Linked DNA regions of Homo sapiens: region 2 is linked to region 1. A link is a contact called in ENCODE Hi-C or POLR2A ChIA-PET data. All regions are on one chromosome and are shown on one strand. Each heading gives the region's core, a stretch centred on a gene start or an enhancer-like site at or near the end of the contact. The rest is flanking DNA. Distances are from core to core; before and after follow the strand shown.

What was found. A loop is a pair of places that touch in the nucleus more often than their neighbours do. ChIA-PET counts read pairs that join two places held with the same protein, here RNA polymerase II (POLR2A). Pooled maps may share reads with other maps.
Region 2: a loop to region 1 is called in a map of sigmoid colon, with 4 times the contacts of the local background. The contact joins the promoter of ZNF516-AS1 here to the enhancer-like site in region 1. A Hi-C loop is called at or near these places in 47 of 168 maps with a recorded cell type or tissue (CD14-positive monocyte, CD4-positive, alpha-beta T cell, CD4-positive, alpha-beta memory T cell and 30 more), 20 of 37 single-sample maps with no recorded cell type and 43 of 50 pooled maps. POLR2A ChIA-PET finds 5 or more read pairs at or near these places in 11 of 52 experiments (A673, BJ, CD4-positive, alpha-beta T cell and 7 more).

What each region holds. Positions count from the first base shown.
Region 1 is chr18:76,444,536-76,447,235 of GRCh38, reverse strand. The region is part of intron 2 of ZNF516 (zinc finger protein 516); the gene reads left to right. Among named protein-coding and RNA genes, the nearest start is that of ZNF516-AS1, 46 kb to the left of the region's middle. RefSeq lists enhancers at 1-559, 560-1,138. Within about 2 kb of position 1,320, at least 8 of the 41 ENCODE cell types and tissues checked have a DNase peak (open chromatin) inside an H3K27ac peak, as active enhancers do; they include gastrocnemius medialis, heart right ventricle and ovary, where a contact is called at or near this core.
Region 2 is chr18:76,490,398-76,493,097 of GRCh38, reverse strand. It overlaps ZNF516-AS1 (ZNF516 antisense RNA 1), which reads right to left and starts at 1,446. Exons shown (of 2, transcript NR_136504.1): 1 at 1,409-1,446; 2 at 1-341. The region is part of intron 1 of ZNF516 (zinc finger protein 516); the gene reads left to right. RefSeq lists enhancers at 1-64, 745-794 and a silencer at 1,455-1,544.

The sequences.
Region 1 (2,700 bases), core at 71-2,570:
GCCGCCCATGGCGTGTTTTGAAGTTGGAAGCTCTGAGGACAGCATTCTTGTTCTTTTTTTGGAAGGGATGCCCTTGTCTTAAATAGCAATTTTTGCCTGCAGCTAAAAAGAATGATTACAGAGATCTTTTGATTTGGCCACTGAGTAACCCCTTAGGAGAGTTCGTTGCAGGGAATTAATTTTTGACTGTTTCTTTAAGGTTTGAGAAACTTTGCTAGTCAACTGTGGACATCAGGAGGGGATCACTTAATCAACCCCTGGGCAGAGGCAGCTTTGCTCACGTGTCCTTCAGATAATGGCGGTTTGGGCTTAACTTGGTTACTGTCTCAGCACTTTTTCTATTTCTACATTTATGTATCTTTCCCTTCACAATGTTCTTAAGTCTAAAAACACATCCTGTGCAGTTCTCACAGGGATTTACAGCAGGTCTTATTTTTGAAAGATGGGACAGGCGGAGAGGTAGTGAGCAGGAAATAGGAAAGAAGGAAGAGCTTGCTTTGTTGATCGCAGAGCATCGTGGATGCTGCTCCTTGAACGTCTGCCTGTAAATTGCAGGGCTCTGCAAGTTTCGGGGAAAGCTTTTAAGTGAGTTTAAGGAAATGGAGACTGCATTCTCTAGTCACCGGGTGCCTGAGGGCCAGGGTTCAGGCTCTAGCTAGGGCGGGGGTACCGGGGAGTCAAGGCTGTGCAAGGATTGGATGGGTCCGATGCTGGCACAAAGGCCTTTCAGATGTACAAGGGCCATGCTCCTTGATACTGTGCCATCTTCCGCTCAGCCGTGGTCATGGCCCAGGATGCCGAGGCTGTGCTGCTGAGCTGGGCTAGATGGGGCTGTATTTGGGGGCTCTGGTGATCCACGAGCGAGAGTGTCTGTATTTCCCCAGCACTCCTGGAAGGGTACCTGCAGGGTAGGAAGCTGCCTGGGATGAGAAGAGGGGCCTAAGTGCCAGGTGTGTGTTTGCCTGGATGTCCCTGGGGTCTGGATGCTGTGGGCTCTGAGGGGGTCACTGGATTTTATAGAAGGAGGCATTTGCAAGGGGCTTCGGTGACATGTGGCTTCTTCTTATTGTTTCTCTGTGCCTGACAGAGGAGGGGACGAGTTGAGGGCGTGAAGGACACGCCTAGAAAGGCATGTGGCTGGTGACTGGGAGCATGAGGGCTGGGACCAGGGTTCCCAACTGCACGTGTGCACTTTGTGCTGAATGCCCTGTGTTGGCCATGACCCTGTGACCTGCACGCTGACGGGTGCACAGCTGCTGGCACACAGCTGGCTGGCACAGAGGCCGCTTCTCTGGGCGCAGACCCCAGGAGCTGCTGCTCTGAAAGAAGGCAGGAGCTGATAGCCCTAGAGCACAGGGTTTTGGTGATTGGTGTGAGTCTTTGCACAGAACAAATCTCCTTTTGCTTCATGCTGCACTCGAGGGCTGTCTCTAACGGCCCTGACCAGGCCTGGGCTCCTCCTGGGTGAATCCTGTCTCTGGAGCTGGCTTCTGGCAGTTGAATTCTCTCGAACTGGAGAAGTGTCTTGACATTTAACATCCTTTATAGACAAACGTTGGAGGTCCAGGGGAGTCTGTACAATTATTTCAGAGCCACCAATTTCCAGGATTTTAGTTGTTTTTCTTTTCTTCCCTGTAAACGTATTTTCTATATGATTGTTCGCACTTGTAAGGTTTTTATACCACATCCAGTCACTAAGTTAGATATAAATAGTGTGTTTCATTCATACTTTGAATATCAGATTCAGCATTTTTGTGGGGGAGTGAACTGGGGCCTGGGGAAGGACGAGGCTTTCCTGTGAATCACTTGCCTTGTAAAATCATCATAAATCATTACACAGCCATCCACAATGAGTGCCAAGACCAAAATCATTTAAATTAGCTTGGAGTAAAAGGTCATTAAGAAATCTTCCTGGTAAGCTTATTTACTTCTCCAGTTTTGGGGGAAGTTTTAATGTTGTTGTTGTTTTTTTTTTTTTGGAGATGGAGTCTTGCTCTGTCACCCAGGCTGGGGTGCAGTGGCATGATCTCAGCTCACTGCAACCTCCCTCTCCCGGGTTCAAGCGATGCTCCTGCCTCAGCCTCCCGAGTAGGTGGGACTACAGGTGCACACCATCATGCCTGGCTAATTGTTGTTTTTTATTGGAGCAAGTGGGTTTTGGCTCCTCTGGGTGGGCATCTCTCTCATGCCCGCTCTGTTGCATGGCTCTGCTGGGTGCGTTCCTGGAGGAAGGAGCAGAACCTCTGTGTTGCTGCTTTTCATTTGCTGCTGAGGCTGCTCGTGTTTCCTTAGGCGCCTCCAAAGCGGGGCTTTCTGGAAAGACATTGTGAAGCCTATAATTCTTGATAAGGTTTCTACCTGGCGCTGTATTTGCCTGTGAGAGGGCACAGCATGGGGTCTGTCTTTTCAGAAGGCTCCTGTCTTGCTGTTATCTGGGCCCTCGGGAGTTGAAGTATTAATACAAAATGCTCAGAATCCCCGACCCCCGTGGGGGAGGTATGGGGACACTCTTGACACCGACACTGATTTTTTAGCTCATGCCCCTTCACCCCCTCAGGTCTATTATCAGTATTCTTTTCTGTGTCCCATCTGCTTCCATGAAAACCTGGGAGGCTGCAAAACTCGGAGCAAACAGGGAGCTGCCACCCCAGGTCTTTTCGTGGGTGGCCCTGTCATCTTTCATGGAAGCTGTGTGTTAAT
Region 2 (2,700 bases), core at 197-2,696, 46 kb before region 1:
AGGAAACAGCTTTGCGAAGTCTCCCTGCCCCCTGGGCGTGAGTGACGGCTCTGCTGGCCAATCCGCAGCGGCTTTCTCCATCCCGGAGGTAATTTGGGGTGTGTGTGTGAGCGCGCGCGTGCGCGTGCATGAGCCCATGTGTCTGCACACTGTGAAGTCTGGCCAGCCCCGCGCATCCGCAGGCTTCTGCATTTACACAGATGTGTGATGTAGACGTGGACACGCTTTTATTCGAGTCAGTTCGGCTACATGGGCACGCAGCAGCCCCCACGGAGCGCCTCCCCCTCCGAACGTTCTGTGAAGCATGGGGTTTAGAAGCACTTTCAGATTCAGGTCGGAACCTGCAGAAGGGGGAGAAAAGAGGAGGGCTGTGATTGTTTCTCAGCAACTGGGGACTCGAAACGTGCGGTTTCTCTGGCCTTGGTGCCTGGGCACGCGCGCCCTGGTGCGTTTTTGGTTCAGGTGATGATGGAACCCACTCGCCCGGGCAAAGCGAACTGAGAACGCGGATTGCTGAAACTGATGTGAACTCCGTAGAAAAGTGAAGGGCAGCATGTGTCTTCCAACTTCACATGTGATTTTCTCACTGGGAGTTGATGCCTAGTCCCTGGCAAATTCTAGAAGGTGAAGCGCTCGTGGCCAGTGAAAGTTCGGCTGCCCACCCGCCTCCTGAACGCTGCGCCCTGGCTGCGTCTGACCCGCACAATGGGCGTATTCACGGGCACAGCGCGTCACCGGCCACCCCACGCTTGCAGCTGACTTACTGTGGCACCGACTTTCTCAGGAATATCGGTAGTGATGTGTGTGGCTCGCGTAGTACGCACCTCGGGAAGCGTACGGACCCGACCTGAGCCGAGCAGCATCTCCGTGTAAATGTTGGAGACGCGGTGTCTTCCGGGAGCACCGCGGGGTTGCTGCGCTTCTGTACCCACCGGGATGGGGATGATGCAATGGAGAGGTTAAGGACCCACGTGCCCACTACCTCCCCGGAGACCCCTGCAGGGAGACCCCTGGGAGGGACCTCGTCCATGCGCGGGTGTGCCCGGCCACCAGGCCGCACCGAGGTCACCCGAGGGTCCGTGGGCGACCTTCGTCCTCCTCTTCTGCAGAAATCTAACTCGGTTACAAGGTAGCGTCCGACTCCGCGCCTTCCCTCCCACTCGGGCCATTTCCGCCCCCCAGCCCGAGTTCCACCCAATTCTGCCCCTCCCCAATCTCAGGAGCCGGCGGAACCGGGACTGGGCAGCCCTGGGAGGTGTCGTTGGATTAAATCATTCCTATTTCGGTGTGTCTGAGCAGCAGCGGCGCTGGGGCGCTACTGGGGGACCTGGGGCACGCGCGGCCAGGGGCCGGGGGCGAGAGCGCAGGGCGGCCCTCTGGGCTGGGGGCGGGTCGGGGGGGGACTCACCTGCCCGCCCCGGGGTGGGGGCGGTGGCCGCTTGTTGCTGGGCTGCCAGGAGGAGGGCCGTGGGCGGGGCGGGAAGGGGCGGAGAAGCACGGGGAGGGCCTGGCCCGCCGCCCCCGCCCCCCGGCGCCCGCCCCCCGCCCCCCGCCCCCGTCATGTGGAGCGGACGTCACACGCCTGCACTGTAACCCAAGAAGTGAAAGAGACGGACCCACAGCCCAACTTCGCACCATAACAAAGGCGGGGGTCTGTGCGGGCCGGGGGGCGGGGGCGGGCGGGGCGGGCGGGGGGAGCCGGCGGGGGCGGGAGCGAGGCCCGGAGGAGGAGAGAGGGGGCTGCGGGGGGAAGGGCAGGCCGCGGGGTTGGGGGGAGCGAGCGGATGGGGCTGTGGAGGGCCGGGGCCGGGGCCGGGGCCGGGGAGGGGGGCGGGTCCGGTCCGGAACTGGGGTCTGCGCGGGGCTCCGGGCCGGGGCAGGCGGGGGTCCGCGCGGCGGCGTGGACCGGGCTCCGGGGGCCGAGGCGCGGCGGAGCCCAGGTAATTGGTTTCTATTTTAAACTTCACTTTGTTCTGGCGGAGGTGGGGCGGTGGGAAAGGCGTGGCCCCGAGGACGATTACATAAGTGTTCACACCTGAACCGGTCCTGCGCCCGCGAGCGGATTTGGGGTGGGAGTTGGCGGTGGGCACCCGGGCTTGGGGCGCCTCGCGAGGGGCTGCTGCGTGGGGGTTTTGTGTTCTGCGTGTGTGACCTCACAGTGTCTCCGCGGTAAAGAGGCCGGGGATGGCTCTGTGGACTGCCTGGAAAAGCCCAGATGTGCCCGTGGGCGTTGGGCTGGCCTTCCAGGGGTGTCCCCTGCGTAACAAAGGACGGAGCCCTCGGACCCTCCGGTCCGCTCGTCGTGTGACTTAACCAGCAAGTCACAAAAGGAACTTTAGTGGGGATCCTACTTACACATACAGCAGAAAGGCATTGCCCCCGTCAGCCTGCCATGCAGTTTCGAATCTTGATTGAAGGTAATTTAAAAGCTGAGTGATGTACGTTCACCATGGGGCTATGGAGTAAATACTATTAAAGAAAATGACCCGAGTAGATGCAACGGTGGCTAGCCTCCCAAAAGGAGCTTTTCCAGCTTATTTTAAAAACCACCTTATTAATATGATTGAAGTATTTTGGTTTAGGGATGTGTTACTTAAAAGAGCTAGGCATGCATGTTATTTGATAGGATACTGGCTACTGCCGTGTAAAATAAAAAGAGCTCATTTTATCATTTGTTCCAGCTTCATTTTCACTTGCATT